2 separate regions of the Homo sapiens genome follow, and region 2 is linked to region 1. Evidence: read pairs that join two places in POLR2A ChIA-PET (ENCODE). Cell type or tissue: PC-9. All regions are shown on one strand. Each heading gives the region's core, and the rest is flanking DNA. Links, peaks and the distances in the headings are about the cores only.

Evidence for each region. Peaks named below come from ENCODE experiments on the same cell type or tissue, not always from the same donor. Only the 100,000 strongest peaks of a DNase experiment are listed, where the experiment ranks them.
Region 2: POLR2A ChIA-PET joins it to region 1 with 6 read pairs; 1 of 35 experiments calls an interaction of 5 or more read pairs at or near these places.

The regions. Positions count from the first base shown.
Region 1 is chr12:104,406,687-104,411,081 of GRCh38, forward strand. No RefSeq gene overlaps it. Among named protein-coding and RNA genes, the nearest start is that of CHST11, 48 kb to the right of the region's middle. In PC-9, for the core only: no CTCF peak of the experiment used is centred there; a DNase peak (open chromatin) is centred at 2,065; H3K4me3 peaks cover 1,347 bases; H3K27ac peaks cover 3,503 bases.
Region 2 is chr12:104,340,265-104,344,659 of GRCh38, forward strand. All of the region lies in intron 16 of TXNRD1 (thioredoxin reductase 1), which reads left to right. Among named protein-coding and RNA genes, the nearest start is that of EID3, 39 kb to the left of the region's middle. RefSeq lists enhancers at 552-721, 3,321-3,490 and a silencer at 2,812-3,056. In PC-9, for the core only: no CTCF peak of the experiment used is centred there; DNase peaks (open chromatin) are centred at 2,182 and 2,567; H3K27ac peaks cover 4,000 bases.

The sequences.
Region 1 (4,395 bases), core at 256-4,255:
TAGAGATAGGGTTTTGCTATGTTGCCCAGGCTGGTCTTGAACTCCTGAGCTCAAGCAATCTGCCCACCTCAGCCTCCCAAAGTGTTGGGATTACAGATGTGAGCCACAGTACCCAGAACATACACATATTTATTGAGGGCCTCTTGTGTGCCAGGCAGTGTCCCAATTGCTGATGTGACAGCAATGAATGAAACAGGTGGCCCCTGCTCTAGTGAAATTTAGATTGAGTAGGAGAGACAAGACAACCACCAAAGGAACTGGTAAATACATAACACAATGTTGAGGAGTGGTGAGTGACAACTGGAGTGGAGTAGGAGGGCAGGCTGGGATGGGGTGAGGGTGGGAGCTCTTTTGCATATAGTGGACATGAATGTCCTCCCTAAAGGGTGTCATGAGCATAAATTTGAATGAAGTGAAGGAGAGAGTTTGTGAGGATTCCTGGGCAAAGAGCATTCTAGGGAGAAGGAAAAACCAACATCAATTCTATGAGGTGGGAGGCAGGAGGATGCCTGGGGGTTGCTTTTAATCTGTGTTTCTGAAGGTCTCAAGATCTGGGAAGTCTGGGGTATCTTCTAAGATGACACAGATATATTTCTTTTCTTGCTCTGCTCCAGTGAAGCATTCTTGCTCTAAATTTCAGCAGGGCTTGAGACCTGGGGGTGACCCATGACTCTCCCTCCCTCCATTTCCTGCAGGATATGATATTCTCACATTTCTTCTCATGTCCTTGCATACCTGCAGCTCATTTGATTTCCTTGTAGACACTGGCTCCTGACCTCCTCATTCCTCTTACATTGAAACTTATGCCCCCGCCTGGAATGGCAACCCGGGGGGGAAAGGGTTTGTTCACTCCTGACTTTCCGTCCCCTAGAACAGTGCCTGCCTCACAGTCAACACTTGGTAAATATTCATTGAATTCATTAACACAGGAGATGCAAGCATCTAATTATTTCATTAGGACTTCCAGTAAGGTCTTGCCTGAGCTAGGAGCCCACGCCCTCAATGCTGTATCCCCCTTCCTGACAGTTTTCTTTGCTGTTCTGCACTGACACCCTTGCCTGGAGGTAGACACTCATAAACACTGTGGAATGATTGACAGCATGGATATTGTTTTATTCTACATTACGTCTGTTTTTATCCTAAATTACTTTTATTCCTTCTTCATAGTATAGATAGGACATTCTATTGATTTTTTTTAAATTGTGTGTGCAGGAAGGTAAAATTATCTGTAAATTTCATTTCCACATAGTGAAGGAAGCATGGAAATCTTTTGTTCTCTAAAGGGGCTGCCATATCTGAGAGGCATAAGAATGATAGGCTGGACAGAATGATTTTCATTAATGGACTATTTCAATAGGCCCTAGGGGTCACCTTGAGCATTCCTGAAGCCACAAGAGAACTACCTGGATAGTTGACCACCAGGGGAAGTGTTGGGGACATTGGGAAACTCAAGGAAGACTGCTGATGACGTCAATGAGACACATCCCAGACAATGGCAGGGCTTCCTTTCTGGGCATGTCCAGTGCACACGGGCTGGAATCATGAGAGGGGACTTTCAGCTCCAGTGCTTTTAGAACCTGTTCAACGATTCGGAGTGGGGGTTTGAAGTGAGTTTCTCACTTCATGCCACATTTGATCTTCAGTGCACAAAGAAAGTACAAAGCCAGAGAGGTGAGCCAAGAGGCAAAGGCCCTTTACTCTGGGAGCTAAGTCTTGTTGGGTTTAAGCATGGATCAGTCTTCTCAGTGCTAATGATGAGATCGGGAAGTGTATTGATATTGCAGGTGTTTTAAGCATGAAGATGAAACAGACGTTTCTTTTTATCTATTCATCAGTGACTAGAAAAGTCTCTCGGCTCGGGAGATTTTGTTGTTTTATTCTATTTTTTTTTTCCACACTGACTTCTTGTGTAAAGAAACTCATGGCAGCACCTAATCTTCAGAAATAAGTGACTGGCAGCTCAGTGTTGAGAAATTATACTAAGGACGGGCACTGTGGGACTATCACTGGCCCTGTCTGGGCCATTTGGCAGTCAGTCAAGGCTGGAATAGTGAGTCACCCTCGGGGTTAGAGATAAGGAAGCTAGGCTCAGGGAAGAATGGAGTTGCCTGGGACCAACCTTCTGGTAAGAGACAGCCCCGGGCTGGGACACAAGCTTCCTGACTGCTGTTATCTTCTTCGCGGAGTTGATAGAAGGCAGGAGCTGGATTGTGTGAGTGTTCTCTCCAGAGAGACAGAACCAACAGGGAGTGTGTGTGTGTGTGTGTGTGTGTGTGTGTGTGTGTGTGTGTGTAGAGAGAGACTTTAAGAAATTGGCTTTCACAATTGTGGAGGCTCGATAAGTCCAAAATCTGATGGGATAGGCCAGCAGGCTGGAGACTCCGTGAAAAGTTGCAGTTCAAGTCCAAGGTCAGCCGGCTGGAAGAATTCCTTCTTGCTCCGAAGGTTGGTCTTTGTTTTATTCAGGCCTTCAACTGATTGGATGAGGGCCACTCACATTATAGGTGGCAATCTGCTTTACTCAAAGTCCACCAATTTTAATGTTAATCTCATAAAAAAAAATACCCACCTTCACAGAAACATCCAGAATGATTGACCAAATATTTGGGCACCATAGCCCAGCCATGTTGACACATAAAATCAATCCTCACACACACCTTAATTTTAAAATGTGTTTTAAATAATAGTAAATGCAATAGATATTCAGTATAGAAATTTTAAAATTGCAAACAAATATAAAAAAGAAAACTTTCCACTTCACCAGGGTGCATTGGGATATTGCCTTAAGAATTAATTCTAGGCATACTTACACTATAATATTTTCATACCTCGGAATGGTGTCATTTCACAGTAGTGTTTTGCAGCTTACTTTTTTCACTTAGCAAGACTCTATGAATTTTTCCCCAGGTTAACAGATGTCATTCCACATCCTGATTTTTAATGTTGGCACAGCATCTGTCTGATGCCAGCTGTAGTGAATGGCTTTGCTCCCTGCTCGACATCCTTCCTCCTTTTTCTGCTAACAGCATCAGATTTTCTTTTAGGGATCTCCCCTGCCCCAACTCCCAGGCCATGTGGTTCAGGTGGGGCTAAATCCTACCTCCTGAGCCCTCTTTGGCCTAGGACCAAAGTCCTCAATATTGAGAAAGAGGGCCGGGCACAGTGGCTCACACCTGTACTCCCAGCACTTTGGGAGGCTGAGGCGGGTCGATCACCTGAGGTCAGGAGTTTGAGACCAGTCTGGCCAAAGTGGTGAAACCCCATCTCTACTAAAAACACAAAAATCAGCCTGGCGTGGTGGCGCCTGCCTATAATCCCAGCTACTCAGGAGGCTGAGGCACAAGTATCACTTGAACCTGAGAGGCAGAGGTTGTGATGAGCCAAGATCACGCCACTGCACTCCAGCCTGGGAGACAGAGTGAGATTATCTCAAAAAAAAAAAAATTGAGAAAGAGGGTTCTTTTTTCCAGGTTGTTAGGCTGGTTCACTATAGGTCTGGAACTGCTGGAGGCCATTTTTGTCAATACGTGGACTTGGTCCTAAAGATGAAGCCAGAATGGAGGAAAGCAAATAAGAGAACTGGAGAGAAACAGATTCCTGATTACATATTATAGTTTGAACACCTGGATCCAGCCATGCCTGAAGCTATTCTCCTACACTTTTCCATTATGGGAGATAAGTTCTCCCTTTCTTTGCTTAAGCCAGTAGAGTTGGATTCTGTCACTTTACCTGCAAAGAGTTCAGAGTCTTATTTGAATATGGTATCACTCTACCTGACATATCCCAGTACATGACTGTATTATTTTCTGTTTTTGTTTTTTTCTTCCTGGCAATTTACCCACTATGAGCAAGATGTTACAAGGGGATTTGGAGATTATAAAAATGACTAAGAGGCCAGGCATAGTGGCTCATGCCTGTAATCCCAACAATTTGGGAGGCTGAGGCAGGAGGATTGTTTGAGCCCAGTAGTTTGAGACCAGCCTGGGCAACATAGTGAGACCCTGTCTCTGTAAAAAATAGAAAAACTAGCTGGCTGTGGAGGCATGCACTTGTAGTCCCAGCTACTTAGGAGGCTGAGGTGGGAGGATTGCTTGAGCCCACAAGGTCAAGGCTACAGTGAGCTGTGATCGTGCCACCATACTCTAGCCTGTGCCACAGAGTGAGACCCTGTCTCAAATAAAACAAAACAAACAAAAAATAAAAAACTAAAGTAAAAATGACTAAGACATACTCTTGGACCTCAAATAGTTTGATTCAGTAACTAGGGCCAAGTACATATTAGTCACCTAAAAGATTGTAAATTTCAACAGCTTATAAGGATCAAGACAGGCTTCCTAGAGGAATAAGCACTAGGCATTGACCTCAAAAAGAGGGAGAGATCATTTAAAATTCCTT
Region 2 (4,395 bases), core at 131-4,130, 67 kb before region 1:
AAAATATAAAAACTGAAGTCTTGATTAATGCCTTTAATGTGCAATAGATCTTTTATTCAGTGTAATGACTCAAACTGCCTGTGTTGGGAAGGAGCCAATTAACTTTGCTTTCTTGAGTACATTAGTTTCCCAGGGCTATTGTAACAAAGTACCACAAACTGGGTGGCTTAAAAATAGCAGATATTTCCTCCCTCTCAGTTCTGGAGGCAAAAAAGTCCAAACTCAAGATGTCAGCAGGGCCAAGCTCCCTCCAAAGGCACTAGGGAAGAATCCTCCCTTGCCTCTTCTTCTGTCTTCTAGTAGCAATGGCAATCCTTGGCGTTCCTTGGCTTGCAGATGTATCACTTTAATCTCTGCCCCCCTCTTCACATGGCCTCATCCCTTGTGTGTCTGTGTCCAAATTTCCCTCCTCTTTCTTATAAAGAAACTCCAGTCATTGGATTAGGGCCCACTCTAATCCAACATGATCTCATTTTCACTTGATTACATCTGCAAATACCCTATTTCCAAATTCACAAATACTGGGGGTTACGACTTGATCATGCCTTTTAGGGTTATGGGGACACAATTCAACCCACAATAGTGAGTATATTTAAAAATGTAGATGCCATTTCAAGATACTCACAAGCTTCAATAGCCATTTTTGATAGGGACGAAGGAAAAGACGATTTTATTGTCTTTTGTATATGAGTGTCTAATTTTTTGTCTGAATTCAGCTCTCAGTGGGCTTGTTGAAAGACTGCTGTGTGCTGGCCTCTGACCCCCTCAGGAGGCTATTGTGCTGTGATCCAGCAGCAGCGTACATGGCAGCATCTGGCAGGGTGACTGCCAGCTGAGCAGAAGGATGCAGTGAGGACACAGGACGTCTCCTGAAGCCCATGGCTGTGGGGAGGTCAGCCAAAGGCCTGTTCTCCTTGGTATGCCTGGCACATTTGAGGCTGTGCATCTCCATCTGTTGGTCCTCTTATGATGTTGAAGCTCAGAGGCTGAATGTTCTGGTGCTTTGATAGGACTCTGATACTTTGTTTTCCCCAAGCTGTTGGCTGATTAAGAAGATAAAAAAAATTGGGTGAAATCGCACTCTGTGAACACACTTCTCAAGCTGTGTACACAGTGCCGTGCTGGACACTGGGGACACAGCAGGGATTTGAGATAAGCTTAGGAGGAGAGGAGGCAGCTAGGTGATGTGCCAGTTAACAATTCTGCCTGACGGGTCCTAGGATCAGGGTAGATATAAAGTGCTGGAGGCACTGGGGTGCCACATTTGTGGTCTTTGCCTCAGGGATTCTTGTGATCTGTTTTTTTACTCACAGAGCACTTCTGACCCCAGATTTGTGGGGGTTTTGCTCACACGACCAATTCTCCAGCTTTCTAGACACCAGCTGGGTGTCTAGAAACAACCAATTGTCTAGAACAACCAATTCTCCAGCTTTCTAGACACCAGCTGGGTGACCTCTAATGTAACTCAATTCTGATACCAGCTGCCTGGAGTTAGCATCAGATCCTGCAAGGGCTCATTCCCATAAGACTGCCTCCACTGCAGAGGCCAGTGTCAAGCCCAGGCCTCCTGTACTTCTGACCTACCAGCTATAAAGTCAAGGGGTTCCCATGATAAATTGCTAGCATGGCTCACAGAACTCAGGAATAAACTTTACTTATATTTACTTGTTTATTATAAAGGTTGCAACTCAGGAACAGCCAAATGGAAGAGATACACAGGGCAAGGTGGTTGTGGGGAGGCGGGGGACAACAGAGCTTCCATGTCCTCTCTAGGTGTGGCATCTTCCCAGCACCTTGATATTCACCAACCTGGAAGTTCTCCAAACCCCTTATTTAGGGGTGTTTATAGAGGTCCCATTATGTAGGCATGATTGATTAATCATTGGCCATTGGTAATTACCCAATCTCCTGCTCCCTCCCCAGATGTAGGGGACCAGAACTGGGGCTAAAAATTCTACCTCTGATGACATGGTTGGTTCCTCTGGCAACCAGCTGCCATCTTGAAGCTATCTAGGGCCCCACCAAGAGTCACATCATTAGCATAAGCTCAGGTGTGGTTGAAAGGGGCTCATTATGAATAGCAAAAGATGCTCATCTCACTAGTGTCACTCGGGAAATTCCAAGGGTTTTAGAAGCTCCCTTGCCAGGAACCAGGGACAGGATGGAAGACCAAATACATATTTCTTCTCATTTCACAATATCGTAGGATGTTGGGGCAGGATGATTCTGGAGGGAGTTCTTACCTAAGACTAGAACAATGTGTGAGTGTTAGCTAGTGAGAGAACACTGTACAAAAGGCCTGGGTGGGAAAGCGGATGGCTCATTCAAGGAACTGAAGAAGACCCTCAATATTGGCATAGCTTAAAGAGCTTAGAGAGTTAAAAATATATATTTATTTTTTATTTTTTTGTATATATATGCTGGAGAAACAGGTGGGTAAGTGATGGTCTTGTAAACTAAGGAAGGGTATTTTGACTGCCTTTGGGGCATTGTGATTCAGCCAAAAGGTCTAAAGCAGGGAGTAATATGATCAGGTACATTGTTCAGAAACATTCCTCCAGCTGCACCGTGGAAGCGGGACTGAGCGAGCAAGTGAAGTGGCAGATCCAGTTATGTGGCTGGTGAGGTGCATGAGAGGAGATGATAGTGGCCGGAGGTGTGGCAGTGGAAATGGAGTGACACGGTTATATTTGAGGGCAGAGTTGATAGTACTTGGCAGCTGGCTGGGAATGGGAAGAGGGAGAGCTGAAGACCACTCAGGTTTGTGTCCTGCAGCAGGAAGTAATAGCAAGAGCAGACTCGAGGTGACAGCGAGGACGAAACCACTGATGTGTGTGAGGGCCTGCTGTGTGCTGGGTACTGTGTCCCTGCCTGTTGACTAACTTAGTCGTTGTGAGCACCCCATGCGGTGGATGCGGTAGTATATCTATTTGACAGACGAGGAAACCAAGGACAAAGAGGTTGAGTAACTTGCCCATGGTAACCCAGCCTGGTCATGGCCGAGCTGGGATTCAAACCCAGGCAGCCCAGACCCCAAAGCACCACATTGTGCAGCTGATACTTCATCTCCACAGACTGTCCTACCATATTTGGCATAGAATTTAAAAATGGAAATGATTCTTGGTAGCAACACGAATGTAGTGGAGACACACAGACCTGGGTTGTAATCTCACTCAGCCAATTCCTCTTAGTGAGACCTGGCCATACCACCCAGGTTTTCAGAAGCTTAGTTTCCACATTAAATAAAGTAAGAGGCCAGGCGTGGTGGCTCACTCCTATAATCCCAGCACTTTGGGAGCCTGAGGCGAGTGGATCACTTGAAGCCCGGAGTTTGAGACCAGCCTGGCCACATAGCAAAACCCAATCTCTACCAAAAATAACAAAAAAATAACTGTGCATTGTGGCGTATGCCTGTAATCCCAGCTATGTTGGAGACCGAGGCACAAGAATCACTTGAACCCAGGAGGCAGAGGTTGTACTGAGCCAAGATCACGCCACTGCACTCCAGCCTGGGCGACAGTGAGACCCTGTCTCAAAAAAAAAAAATAAAACAAAATGGCCTGGCTCAGTGGCTCACGCCTGTAATCCCAGCACTTTAGGAGGCCAAGGTGGGCAGATCATCTGAGGTCAGGAGTTCAAGACCAGCCTGGCCAACATGGCAAAACCTTGTCTCTACTAAAAATACGAAAATGGCCTGATGTGGTGGTGCATACCTGTAGTCCCAGCTACTCAGGAGGCTGAGGCATGAGAATTGCTTGAATCTGGGAGGTGGAGGTTTCAGTGAGCCGAGATCACGACACTGCACTCCAGCCTGGAGCGAGACTCTATCTCAAATAAAAAAAAAAGTAAAATAAAATAAGGGAATATCTAACTGTAGGGTTGATTAAAATGCAACCTGTAAAGTGTGTAGGAGAGTTCCTGGCATTTAATAGATGCCGAATAGCTGCACCTGTTAGCTGTTTTTTCCCCAGGATATTATAGATGTGGCTGTGGCTTGGGAGGGGAGACGATGTGGCTGGACTGAAAGGTCATCATGCCAGTATTTTTAATGGGGGTTGGAGAGAGATACATATTGTGAAAAAGCTCCAGTGATTTTTTTTTTTTTTAAACCCTGGTTGTGAACTACTTGCGTTGATACTGGATTTTGAAAAACCAAAGGCTTTAAACTCCTGGTTATGGACATTTTAAAAAATTATTTTTAATTGACACAATAATTGTACATATTTATGGGGTGCATAGTGATGTTTTGAAACACAGAGTTTATAGTGATCAGATTAGGGTAATTAGCCTATCAATCATCTCAAACATTGACCATTTCTTTGTGTTGAGAACATTCCATATCCTTCTAGCTATTTGAAAGTATGCATTATTGTTTAACTGTAGTTATCCTAAGGT